2 separate regions of the Homo sapiens genome follow, and region 2 is linked to region 1. A link is a contact called in ENCODE Hi-C or POLR2A ChIA-PET data. All regions are on one chromosome and are shown on one strand. Each heading gives the region's core, a stretch centred on a gene start or an enhancer-like site at or near the end of the contact. The rest is flanking DNA. Distances are from core to core; before and after follow the strand shown.

Region 1 (6,455 bases), core at 3,539-6,038:
TGTGTATATATATATGTGTATATATATATATGTGTATATATGTGTGTGTGTATATATATATATGTGTGTGTGTGTGTGTGTGTGTGTGTGTGTGTGTGTGTGTATCAGGCCCAGAGAGGCAAAAAAATCAAGCATCTATCCTGCCTTTCCAGTAGAAACTGTATTTCAAAGCAGCCAAATAGTTGTCCGGTTTGAGGAAGGAATGCTTTGCTTTACAGAAGAATGCCAGCTGTATTAGGTATTTCTGGCTGCAAAACAATTTATCCCAAAACTTAGCTGCTTGAAACAGCACACGTTTATTATCACTCAGTTCCTGTGGGTCCAGGAATCTGGGCGTGGCTTAGCTGGTTCCTTTGGCTCAGGGTCTCTCATAGGGTGTCAACGAGAAGCTACAGTCATCTCGAGACTTGACTGGGGGACAATCCACTTTGAAGCTCACTCCCTCGGTGACAGGATTCAATGTCCGTCTGGCTGTTGGATTGAGGCTTTCTTTCCCCACTGGCAGTTGTCCAGAGACAGGGACGCTACACAGGAGTGTCAGCTGGGCAGTAGCACAGGACTCTGGGCTCAGAAGCCTCTGTGCTTGGTTTAACGCTCTGCTGTCCCCACATTGGAAGGCGTAATCATTTTTTCTTTGAACTTGTGTCTTATAGTGAAGTCCAGCTGGACAGTGGAGCATGCACCCTATCCACAGCTGACATCCACTGGACTCGCATACAACGTTCTCCATGTCCATGGCACAGTGGTCTGGCGGATCCATGTTGGGTGGGAGTCTAGCAAGATTCAATGTGAATACAAAGTAAGTGAGTTAAGGAAGCCACTGGCTTCCCCGGAGTGTTGGGAGAATCAAGAAGTGAAATAAAGGTGGGGTGCGGTGGCTCATGCCTGTAATCCCAGCACTTTGGGAGGCCAAGGTGGGCAGATCATCTGAGGTCAGGAGTTGGAGACCAGCCTGGCCAACATGGCCATACCCTGTCTCCACTAAAAATACAAAAACTAGCCAGGTGTGGTGGTGGGCACCTGTGGCCCCAGCTACTCGGGAGGCTCAGGCAGGAGAATCGCTTGAACTCGGGAGGTGGAGGTTACGGTGAGCCGAGATTGTGTCACTGCACTCCAGCCTAGGCGATAGAGTGAGACTCCGTCTCAAAAACAAAAACAAAAACAAAAGTGAAATAAAAACAGGTGAGTTAGTTTTGTGCAGTGTTTCCACTGCTGTGGTAAGAACAACACACACCACAGACGCATGTAGGAACTATGAAATACCAATTGTGTAATTCTGCTGATTCTGCATTATGAATTCAATGCTCTTCTATTTGTGTGCAAAAACTGGCATTGCACAATATAAAGATGGATAGTAAAATTCATGCTGACAATTTAAATTTGTATTTTAAAATAAATGACACTGTCATCCCAGCTACTCGGAAAGCTGAGGCAGGAGGATTACTTGAACCCCGGAGTTCAAGACCAGCCTAGGCAACAGCCTGGGTGGGGGCTGCTGGCCCCCCTGGGCTTTCTGTTCCCTGGGACCCTCATCCTAACTCCTAGGGAGTCGTGCATGGGGCCACTGGGTTCAGCAGAAAGAACAGCAGGTAACCCAAAGCCAGCAGGTAACCAAGCTTTCACAGAGAGGGTGAGAGGCTGGCTCGTGGTTGCACAGCAAGTCCAGGGAGATTGGAGCCCGTCTGGGTCTCTTGGGACCAATCTAAAACCAAGCAGCCTCAGACACTGCTTTGCTGGCTCCACGGTCACCAAGGAGAAATGGAAGAGGCTCTTCCAAGGAGCTCTTCTCTCCCAAGGCCCCCAGAGGGTAGGAGAGGCAGAGGCTGGGTCCCATCTCACCTCCCGAGCTGCCACCGACGCCTGGGCCCTCCCTTTCTCCCTTGGCCCAGATGTCACTCCAGGGTAAGAAGCTGGGAGCAAAAGTCTCTGGTCACTGGTCCCCCTAGATCACACCCCTGTGCTCTTCCCGCCTCAGATCCCAGCTGCCCTCGCCACCCTCATCATCCTTCCCCGTTAGCTGCTGCTGGTGTGGGGCCATCGGAAGGTTTGAGCAGGGGCCGACGAGGTCAATTTTCCTGAAGAGAGCTTTGCTGGATGGAGCCTGGACTGTAGGAGGTGACCTTGGAGACCACCGGGGAGGCCGTGGGGAGCCCGGGCCAGGGCGATGTCTTCCTGTCCTGCTGTGTCCTCTCTGCTTCTCTCTAATGGTGGGGACTGTGGGAGAGGCTGGGACTTTGGGGTCAGCCTGTGGCTCCTGCCTTGCCCCGTGGCCGTGGGCGGCTTGTTGATGAGCCCAGCTCTTTGGCTGTAAGATGGGGTCATGAGGTGCATCTCTGAGGGTGATGGAGGGGAACAGATGAGGCCCGTCTAGAAGAGACCCTCCCTACCTCAGGAACCCCGTCCTTGCTCATCTGAACTCACCCCGCTGTTCACATGTTTGCTTACTATGCTCTTCGTCCTTGGGGATGGATGCTTCCTCTGGCAGGCCCTGCCTGTCTGCTCTGGCACCCAGATCAGAAGGGCCCAGCTCCCAAAGGGCTCAAGAGGAGGAGGAGGAAGGGACTCTGGGCGGCAGATCCCTGCCTCTTCCCTGGCTCCTTCCTCCTGGTCCACTAGGGTAGTGGGCTAAATGGTGGCCCCCAGAGATATGAGGCCCAGGAACCTGTGCATGTGAAGTTTTTGGAAAAGAGTTGTTGCAGATGTCACTAAGCTGAGGATCTCAAGATGAGATCATCCCAGATTTAGGGTGAGCCCTAAATCCAGTGACACGTGTCCTTAGAAGAGAAACACAGAGAGAGACTTGAGACAAGAGCAACACAGAGAGAAGGCCACGTGACCGCAGAGGCAGAGGCTGGAGTGACGCTGGCCTGGCCCAAGAACTCCTGGGGCCACCAAAGGCTGACAGAGGTGAGGAAGGATCCTTCCCAGAGGCTTCAGAGGGAGTGTGGCCCCGGCCCCCACCTTGACTTGAGACCTGTGGCCTCCAGCACCCTAAGAGAATCGATCTCTGCTGTTTTTTGTTTTTTGCTTTTTTTTTTTTTTTTGAGATGGAGTCTTGCTCTGTCGCCCAGGCTGCAGTGCAGTGGGATAATCTCAGCTCACTGCAACCTCTGCCTCTCGGGTTCAAGCAATTCTCCTGCCTCAGCCTCCCAAGTAGCTGAGATTACAGGCACCCATCACCACACACAGCTAATTTTTGTATTTTTAGTAGAGATGGGGTTTTGCCATGTTGGGCAGGCTGGTCTCAAACGCCTGACATCAGGTGATCCACCTGCCTCAGCCACCCAAAGTCTGGGATTACAGTCGTGAGCCACTGCGCCCGGCCGATTTCTGCTGTTTTAAGCCACCGAGTTCGTGGTCATTTGTTACAGCAGCCAGGGAAACCAACATCATGGGTGATTCCCTTTCCCTAACGGGCTTTTCTGGCCTGCACTCCTGGCTCTCCTGGAGGCAGAACCCCCAGGTCCCTGCCCTGTCATGGGGCTCCCAGCTGGTCTCTTCCTTCACTGCTTCCAGGACCTGCTAGCCAGGCAGGGGAAGGGGGCTCCTCAGCACCCCAGCCTGGCCCCCAGGTAGGAGGTCTCATCGAGCTGTCTCTGTGAGCCACCCCACTTGCTTCTTGCTCTTTGCCTCTGCCCGACTAATGTTCAGTTTCTTCCCCTGCTCTTCTAATTCATTCAGCCATATTTCCCAAGTGTGGGTTGTGGGCAGGAGGGCCGGACAGTGAGGATAGAGGGACCGGGAAAAGGGATCCTCATTGTATTTAAAATTTTGGCATTTTCTTCATCATGGATTTGGGGAGGGGGGAGGTATTTTTTGTTGTTGTTTGTTTTGTTTTTTGAGAGAGAGTCTTGCTATGTTGCCCAGGCTGGTCTCAAATTCCTGAGTTCAAGTGATCCTCCCACCTCGGCCTCCCAAGTAGCTGGGGCTATGCGTGTGAGCCACTGTACCCGGCTAATTTTGATTTTAAGAGCTACTGTTGCTGGGAGTGGTGGCTCACATCTGTAATCCCAGCACTTTGGGAGCCCAAGGTGGGTGGATCACTTGAGGTCAGGAGTTCAAGACCAGCCTGGCCAACACAGTGAAACCCCGTCTCTACTGAAAATACAAAAATTAGCTGGGCATGGTGGCGGGTGCCTGTAATCCCAGCTACTTGGGCAGCTGAGGCAGGAGAATTGCTTGAGCCTGGGAGGTGGAGGTTGCAATGAGCCAAGATCGTACCACTGCACACCAGCCTGGGTGGCAGAGCAAGACTCTGTCTCAAAAAAAAAAAAAAAAAAAAAAGAGAGAGAGATGGCCGGGCGCGGTGGCTCACACCTGTAATCCCAGCATTTTGGGAGGCTGAGGTGGGTGGATCACTGGAGGTCAGGAGTTCAAGACCAGCCTGACCAACATGGTGAAACCCCGTTTCTACTATAAATACAAAAATTAGCTGGGTGTGGTGGCTCGCCCTGTAGTCCCAGCTACTCAGGAGGCTGAGGCAGGAGAATCACTTGAACCTGGGAGGCAGAGTGCAGTGAGCTGAGATCATGCCACTGCACACCAGCCTGGGCTATAGAGTGAGACTCTGTCTCACACACACACACACAAAAAGAAGGCGAGAAGGGGAGCCGGGGGAGAAATGAGCCTGGAAAGATGGCCCGGGCCAAATCAGGCGGGCTGGGGAGCCAGGCCAGGACTCTGCTTTCTGTTTGGCTGTGACTTCAGTAAGCTAGGGCAGGGTTTTGATGGGCCAGGGAGGAGTCCACGCGATCTGATTCACACGATAAAAGCATTTCCTGGGCCCTGAGTGGAGACCACAACGTGGGAGGGCAGAGCGGAGGCCGACGACTGGGAGGAGGCTTTGCAGTCGCCGGGCGAGACGATGGCTTTCTTTCCTGGCTCATTTCACACTAAACTGGGGACCAGCCAGAAAGCCTTGGGAACTTGTCAGACCCACATACGCTGCCACTGAGTCAACTGCTACTATCATCCCTGTGTGACCTGAACCGAAACCCACTCACTTGCGAAACTGCTGGAGGCTTCTTCACTAAAACCCATATGCATGCTAAGATCCTGGCGTAACATAAAATGTCATGTGCGTGTGCCGCGTAAAATGTGCGTGTGCACAGGAAAACCACTGCCAGTATTTACAGCAAAACACTCACAGTGACTCTCGGGTGGAGGGACCACAGGGGACTTTTATTGTCACAGCCCTGACTTCTGTCCTGCTTCAGACCAGACTCTCCAACCACTTCCTGGACACCTCCCTTTGTGCTTTTCTTTCCCCCTCAAATTTCCTGCAATGTTTTTTTTTTTTTTTTCGAGACAGAGTCTTGCTCTGTGACCCAGGCTGGAGTGCAGTGGTGTGATCTCGGCTCACTGCAACCTTCGCCCCTGGGTTTTTAAGTAATTCTCCTACCTCAGTCTCCTGAGTAGCTGGGATTACTGGCGCCTGCCACCACGCCCAGCTAATTTTTGTATTTTTAGTAGAGATGGGGTTTCACCATGTTGTCCAGGCTGGTCTCGAACTCCTGACCTTGTGATCCGCCCGCCTTGCCCTCCTGAAGTGCTGGGATTACAGGCCTGAGCCACCGCACCCGGCTGCCTTTGTTTTTGTTTTTGTTTTTGTTGTTGTTGTTTGAGACGGAGTCTCGCTCTGTTACCCAGGCCGGAGTGCATGGTGCGATCTCGGCTCACTGCAACCTCCGCCTCCTGGGTTCAAGCGATTCTCCTGCCTCAGCCTCCCGAGTAGCTGGGACTATAGCCACTTGCCACCATACCCAGCTAATTTTTGTATTTTTAGTAGAGACAGGGTTTCACCATATTGGCCAGGCTGGTCTCGAACCCCCGACCTCAGGTGATCCGCCCGCCTCGGCCTCCCAAAGTGCTGGGATTACAGGCGTGAGCCACTGCACCTGGTCTGTTGTTTTTTTTTTAAATTTTCTTTTTTTCACTCTCGCTGTCATCTTATACATATTGCCTTTGTAATCATATAGAATCCCCAGGAATGCTACTTCAAAAACTATGTATAAGGCCAGGTACCGTGGTGTATGTACACCTGTAGTCTCAGCTACTCAGGAGGCTGAGGTGGGAGGATGGCTGAGCCCTGGAGGTCAAGGCTGCAGTGAGCTCTGATTGCACCACTGCACTCCAGCCTGGGCGACAGAGTGAGAACCTGTCTCTAAAACAAAAACAAAAACAAAAAAAAAAAACTTTGTTAAAGAATTTTTTGGCCAGGCGCGCTGGCTTATGCCTGTAATCCCAGCACTTCGGGAAGTTAAGTCGGGCAGATCACAAGGTCAGGAGTTCGAGAACAGCCTGGCCAACATGGTGAAACCCCATCTCTACTAAAAATACAAAAATTAGCCGGGCGTGGTGGCTGGTGCCTGTAATCCCAGCTACTCGGGAGGCTGAGGCAGGAGAATCGCTTGAACCTGGGAGGCGGAGGTTGCAGTGAGCCTAAATTGTGCCAC
Region 2 (6,365 bases), core at 1,717-4,216, 1.9 Mb after region 1:
TAAATACTTATTAGTGTGACTTACCATGCTATCAATATTGCTGTCTGTTGCTAGCATTTCTTTAAGGTTGGGAATTCCCAGTGAGCCTGTACCATGGCTGTTTGTCTCAGTACCTCGCACAGCAAAGCACCCATGCAGAAAAGCTGCCAGCTCCTTCTAGGATGATAACCAGGCTCCCATAGCCCATGTGGCGCTCACCGCTGAGCATGACGGTGTAGCCATACAGCAAGTGTTTACTCTGCAACAACCGTGGGCCAGGAACAGTGCAAAAGTGGAACCATGCAATGGATGGCCTCATTCTAGTTACTGGAAGTTAGGAAATTTGATGATTCACCATTTCTAACTTGGAAGGGTTGAATCAAATTCCATGTAGTATTAGTAAAGCTATCTAAACGCAAAAGAAAACTTTAAGCCAATCTGAAATACTTGTTGATTGTCAACAATTTGGAAACTCCTTAATGGCACCAAATAACCAACATTAACATTTGGGGGTATTTACTTTCAGTCTTTCTGTGTACATACACGCATTTCCTCTTTCTTCCTCTCCTTTAATGAAATGAGATGGTCTCTACGCTACTCCTTGGTAATTTGGCTTTTACACTTAATGTCATTAAATATTCTTCCAGAACATGTTATTTTTATGATTGTGTGGTCTTCCAACATACCGATGTATCATTATTTAACCAACCCCCCTACCCTGAAGATTTGCTTCCACACTTCCGATATCATGAACAAGGCTGAGATGAACATTCTTGTGGGAATGTGTAGTTGATTTCCCTGCATAATCTGTGGAAGTGGACTTTGGAGTGTTTTTTTCAGTGTGTCCATATCTTTTTTTTTTGAGACTGAGTTTCGCTCTTGTTGCCCAGGCTGGAGTGCAATGGCGCGATCTCGACTCACTGCAACCTCCGCCTCCCGGGTTCAAGCGATTCTCCTGCCTCAGCCTTCCTGAGTAGCTAGGATTACAGGCATGTGCCACCATGCCCGTCTAATTTTGTATTTTTAGTAGAGACAGGGTTTCTCCATGTTGGTGAGGCTGGTCTCGAACTCCCGACCTCAGATGATCCGCCCGCCTCGGCCTCCCAAAGTGCTGGGATTACAGGTGTGAGCCACTGCGCCCGGCCCACGTGTCCATATCATTTTAACCTCACAACACGGCAGACTATGATTATGTCCTACAGCTTTTCCAGTTTCCAGGTCCCAGCCTATGTGGGTCAGCCAGGGAGCTGCATATTACAGATCAGAGATCACCTCTCCTGCCTTTCAGAATGCCACAAAGTTTTCCATTTTAAAATTAGCTGCAAAAAGTGTTCTTGGGCCGGGCGCGGTGGCTCACGCCTGTAATCCCAGCACTTTGGAAGGCCGAGTTGGGTGGATCACTTGAGGTCAGGAGTTTGAGACCAGCCTGGCCAACACGGTGAAACCCTGTCTCTACTAAAAATACAAAAATTAGCCAGGCGTGGTGGCGCACGCCTGTAATCCCAGCTATTCCGGAGGCTGAGACAGGAAAATCTCTTGATCCCAGGAGGCAGAGGTTGCAGTGAGCCAAGATTGCGCCATTGCACTCCAGCCTGGGTGACAAGAGTGAAACCCTGCCTCAAAAAAAAAAAAAAAAAAAAAGTGTTCTTGGTGTATGAGGATGTGCTCCGTCAGCTTTTTGGGCATAGAACTGTGTGTTGCCAGGGGCCAGTGATATCTGTGTACTTGGGCATATCAGGAGGGTGGAAGACTGTTCATCTCACACAGATTTGCTTAGGCTGTTCTGTGCCATGGAGCTGCAGCCTCTGGGGCTAACAGGGTGAAAAATGATTCCTCTCTCAGTCTGGTGGGGATTTTCCGTGGTTCTGTGCACCTTAGTGAGTCAGCGTTAACCAGGTTACAAGACTTTGTACAAGAACAGACTTTGTTCAAGTTTAACACCTTAGGGGTGTTGTACAAGTCTAAAGAACACCCTATCAATTAGAGCCTCAAACAGTAATTCCCTCACTTATCAGTGAGAAGTCCTTTTTTTTTTTTTTTTTTTTTTTTTTTGACGGAGTTTTGCTCTTGTTGCCCAGGCTGGAGTACAGTGGTTCGATCTTGGCTCACTGCAACCTCCACCTCCTGGGTTCAAGCGATTATCCTGCCTCAGCCTCCTGAGTAGTTTGGGATTACAGGCATGGGCCACTGCGCCCAGCTAATTTTTTGCATTTTTAGTAGAGACGGGGTTTCATCAGGTTGGCCAGGCTGGTCTCGAACTCCTGACTTCAGGTGATCCACCCGCCTCTGCCTCCCAGAGTGCAGGGATTACAGGCGTGAGCCACTGCGCCGGCCGAGGAGTCAATCTTGACAGCCAGTGGTCAGGCTCGGTGGCTCATGTCTGTAATGGCAACACTTTGGGAGGCTGAGGCTGGATGATCTCTTGAGCCCAGGAGCTCGAGACCGGCCTGGGCAACGTAGTGAGACCCCCATCTCGACAAAAAAGTAAAGAATTAGCCGGGCATGGTGGCACACGCACTTTGGTGGTCCCAGCACTTTGGGAGTGGTCCCAGCACTTTGAGAGGATCCCCTGAGGCCGGGAGGTCGAGGCTGCAATGCGCCAAGATCGCGCCACTGCACTCCAGCCTGGGACACAGACCGAGACTCTGTCTCAAAACAAACAAACAAAAGCTTTTTTGACAGCTGGTGAGTTGGAGCCAAGCGTGACGGTGCTAGAGCCCCTGCGCCGCATCCTTTCCTCCGCGACCTGTGACGAGTGACTGCAGGAATGCAGGCCACCTGGCGCCCTTACGGATTTAACGGGCCGGCTTCCGACCCCCTCCTGCGGCGCGACCACTGTTCCTCGCCTGTGTCCCCCAGAGGGGAAACTGAGGCTTGGGGGCGGTGCAGCGCCGCCCTCCCCGAGCCAGGGGTTCCGCGCCTGCGCGCCTGAGCCGTGTCCGCGCTCGCCTTTGTCAATAAAGTTCGCGCCCGCCGGGAGCGGAAGCGGAAGCGGCGAGTCTCCATGGCGGTGGCGGCGGCAGCTGCGGCGGGACCCGTGTTCTGGAGGCGACTGCTGGGCCTCCTGCCTGGCCGCCCAGGGCTGGCCGCGCTCCTGGGACGCCTGTCCGACCGCCTCGGCAGGAACCGGGACCGCCAGCGCAGGAGGTGAGAGGGGCGGCCGGGATGAGAGTGCAGCCCTCGCGGCTGCAGCCCGGCCCCCCGGCGCTCAAACTCCCGGCCCCAGCGTCCTGGGCATCCGCAGCGAGTCCCTCCCCGGTTTCCGGGCCCATTTCTGCCTCCCGGGGCTCGGCGCCTGACCTATGTGCTTCTTCACTGGCCTTCTTGAGGGAGGGTGGGCGGCTCGTGCTCCATTATCGGCCGGGTCCAGCCGGCGGGCCTCCTGCGCAGCCCGGCCAGTCCTTGCTCCCCGTCTACACCGTGCTTGTTGGCGAGCCCCGGCCACCGTGCACTTACACGTTAAAAGAGGGACTGTGTGTGCGTTCAGGGAGCTTCGGTCAAGCTCCAGAGGCTGTTTATATCATGGTTTCGGCCCCAGGATGTGAGTGTCGGAGAGTTCAGAGGGGTCTTTTCCTTAGGTAAGCCTGGCTGTGAGTGAATCACCGTTGCTGGGATTTTGTGTATAGAGCGTTTCTCACATCCTGCCAGAAAAAGCTGTGAAGCAATCCTTAGTAACACTCAGGCATGGGAAGAGGAGCCACTCGAAACACTTTTTACACATTTCAAAGGGCCTGTGTTCTGGAAAAGTACTGAAGTTATGTAAATGATGAAGTAGGCTTTGGAGCAATTTGTTCAGGCAGTGGTCTTTTAAAATAAACATTTGCCAAGAACATGCTGACCTGAGGCTTGCTAATATTAAAAAAAAGGGGATAAATAATTCTTGGCCGGGTGTGGTGGCTCACGCCTGTAATTCCAGCACTTTGGGAGGCCGAGGCAGGTGGATCACCTGAGGTCAGGAGTTTAAGACCAGCCTGACCAACATGGTGAAACCGTCTCTACTAAAAATACAAAATTAGCTGGGCATGGTGGTGCATGGCTGTAATCCCAGCTACTTGGGAGGCTGACCCTGAGGCAGGAGAATCGCTTGAACCCAGGAGGTGGAGTTTGCAGTGAGCCAAGATTGCCTCATTGCACTCCAGCCTAGGCAACAAGAGCAAAACTCTGTTTCAAAAAAAAAAAATTCTCTTGTGTGCAAATAGTTTTCTTTTCTTTTCTTTTTTTTTTGAGACGGAGTTTCACTCGTTGCCCAGACTGGAGTGCAATGGCGCAATCTTGGCTCACCTCAATCTCCACCTTCCAGGTTCAAGCGATTCTCCTGCCTCAGCCTCCCGAGTAGCTGGGATTACAGACATAAGCCACCACACCCGGCTAATTTTGTATTTTTAGTAGAGACAGGGTTTTTCCATGTTGGTCAGGCTGGTCTCTAACTCCCAGCCTCAGTTGATCCACCTGCCTCGGCCTCCCAAAGTGCTGGGATTACAGGCGTGAGCCACCGTGCCCGGCTGCAAATAGGTTTCTTAATTGAGTCTTACACTTGATCTTTAAAAAAAAAAATCTTAGAACTGCTTCCTTTAGTTGAGGTTGCATTGTGTTAGATTTTCTATCTGTACGTGTACTCCTCGGGTGAGATTTGACCTCCTGGGGTCAGACATCTAGTACAGAGATCTGGGGTCCAGTCATGTGTACTGATTCTAGGTACAGAAAAGAGCTTGCTTCATGGTGATCTATGGTGGAAGATTTTCATCGAAAACTCAAGTTTGATTTAGGGGAATTTTTAGGTGATAGAATCAGGGCAGGATGGCGCTCTTGGAAACCTGCTAGGTTTCACGTTGGTGAACCCAGCAGGACTGGGGCTGTAAAAGAAATGGCCTCTGCATTTTTTGCATTTTCATTTTTTCAGTGTTTAACAAAAGACCTGCTCATCTCTGGGTGACGAAGTCAGATGACTTCTACGTCCTGGCATCAAACCACTGAGATTTGGTTTACAGTTTCAAAAAAATGTTCTACCCTTGAAGACAAGATTTAGGTGACTTTGTCATTTCCCTCTATATGTTTAAACTATATGAAAAACACTTCATTATAAATCATTGTTCAACATTGGAATTGATTACTAAAGGATGTTGGGGCAGTTGACACAAATATTTTAAAAAAGAAATCTCTCATGAGTGTGCTTTTTTTCTTTTTCTTTTTCTTTTTTTTTTTGAGACAGAGTCTTGTTCTGTCACTCAGGCTGGAGTGCAGTGGTCTGATCTCGGCTCAGTGCAACCTCTACCTCGTGGGTTCAAGTGATTCTCCTGCCTCAGCCTCCAGAGTAGCTGGGTCTACAGACACATGCCACCACGTCCGGCTAATTTTTGTATCTTTAGTAGAGACAGGGTTTCACCATGTTGGCCAGGCTGGCCTCGATCTCCTGACCTTGTAACCTGCCCACCTCGGCCTCCCACAGTGCTGGGATTACAGGTGTGAGCCACTGCGCCCAGCCACTTTTTTGTTTTTTGGTGGTGGGAGGGGCAGTGTGGCAGTGGAGATAGTCTAAATTGACTTTCTAATCTCTTTTTTTTGTAAATTGTGTGAGTGGATGCAGTTTGTGTGCCTTCATCCTTCATTAAGCTGAGAGAGATGATTGTTTCTCTGGGACAACAGTTCAACCAGCAACTCAGTTTCTTGGGCATTAAGACAGAAGTTTTTGCTTTGTAATCCTCGGAAATAATGCCTATGGTAGGACTGAGGATAAATGCTTTGACCGGTATTGAGTGGTAGTGTAGGTTTCTGAGCCTTTCTTTGCCTTATTCGGTTTGCAGTTCTTTTCTGATTCGTTGTGGCCTTGGTGTTCGAGTTATTCATGTTTGTTGTGGCTGCTTACCCTTTATTAGCTGCTGACTTTGCTTTCTTCTCCATTATTCAGTTGCACCTCCCAATTTCTCATTCCCCGAATGATGTGGTTTCTTGTAACTCGCTGATCATTGATTCATTGATAATAGTTCTGTGCAGTCATGAGCTTGAATTATTTTAGGTTTTAGCTTGTCGATCTGAGTCAGCTGTTGGAGGGCCAGTGAACCCTCGTGAGGGGACGTTCCTTTTACTGCCGCGGTTTCCTTTCAGGCATAGAGACAGCCAGAGAGACAGAGAACTCTACTTAAAATTACTTCTGTTAATGATTTAGAAGCACTGTCATTTCCTCTTAAGCTAGCATCTGACTCATTATCATTAGGAACTGCTGGATCCGTTAATTTATTCATCATGTGTGTATTGAGCACTGCTGTGCTGTGCTAGGTACTCAGGAAGCAAAGATAAAGACACAGCCCCACCTCCAAGACGCTCAGACCCATAAACAATTACAAGAAGTAGGTAGAAGGTCATGGCAGTACCTTGGAGAGGTCATGGAA

Evidence for each region. Hi-C counts contacts between places; a loop is a spot of excess contacts on that map. ChIA-PET counts read pairs that join two places held with the same protein, here RNA polymerase II (POLR2A). Pooled maps may share reads with other maps.
Region 2: a loop to region 1 is called in a pooled map, with 2.1 times the contacts of the local background. The contact joins the promoter of PGS1 here to the enhancer-like site in region 1. A Hi-C loop is called at or near these places in 2 of 50 pooled maps. POLR2A ChIA-PET finds 5 or more read pairs at or near these places in 3 of 52 experiments (GM10248, activated B cell and activated naive CD4-positive, alpha-beta T cell).

What each region holds. Positions count from the first base shown.
Region 1 is chr17:76,510,648-76,517,102 of GRCh38, forward strand. No RefSeq gene overlaps it. Among named protein-coding and RNA genes, the nearest start is that of RHBDF2, 12 kb to the left of the region's middle. RefSeq lists an enhancer at 2,182-2,784. Within about 2 kb of position 4,789, at least 29 of the 41 ENCODE cell types and tissues checked have a DNase peak (open chromatin) inside an H3K27ac peak, as active enhancers do.
Region 2 is chr17:78,375,683-78,382,047 of GRCh38, forward strand. It overlaps PGS1 (phosphatidylglycerophosphate synthase 1), which reads left to right and starts at 2,967. Exons shown (of 10, transcript NM_024419.5): 1 at 2,967-3,126. The coding sequence starts at 2,984. RefSeq lists an enhancer at 2,856-3,817 and a silencer at 3,013-3,252.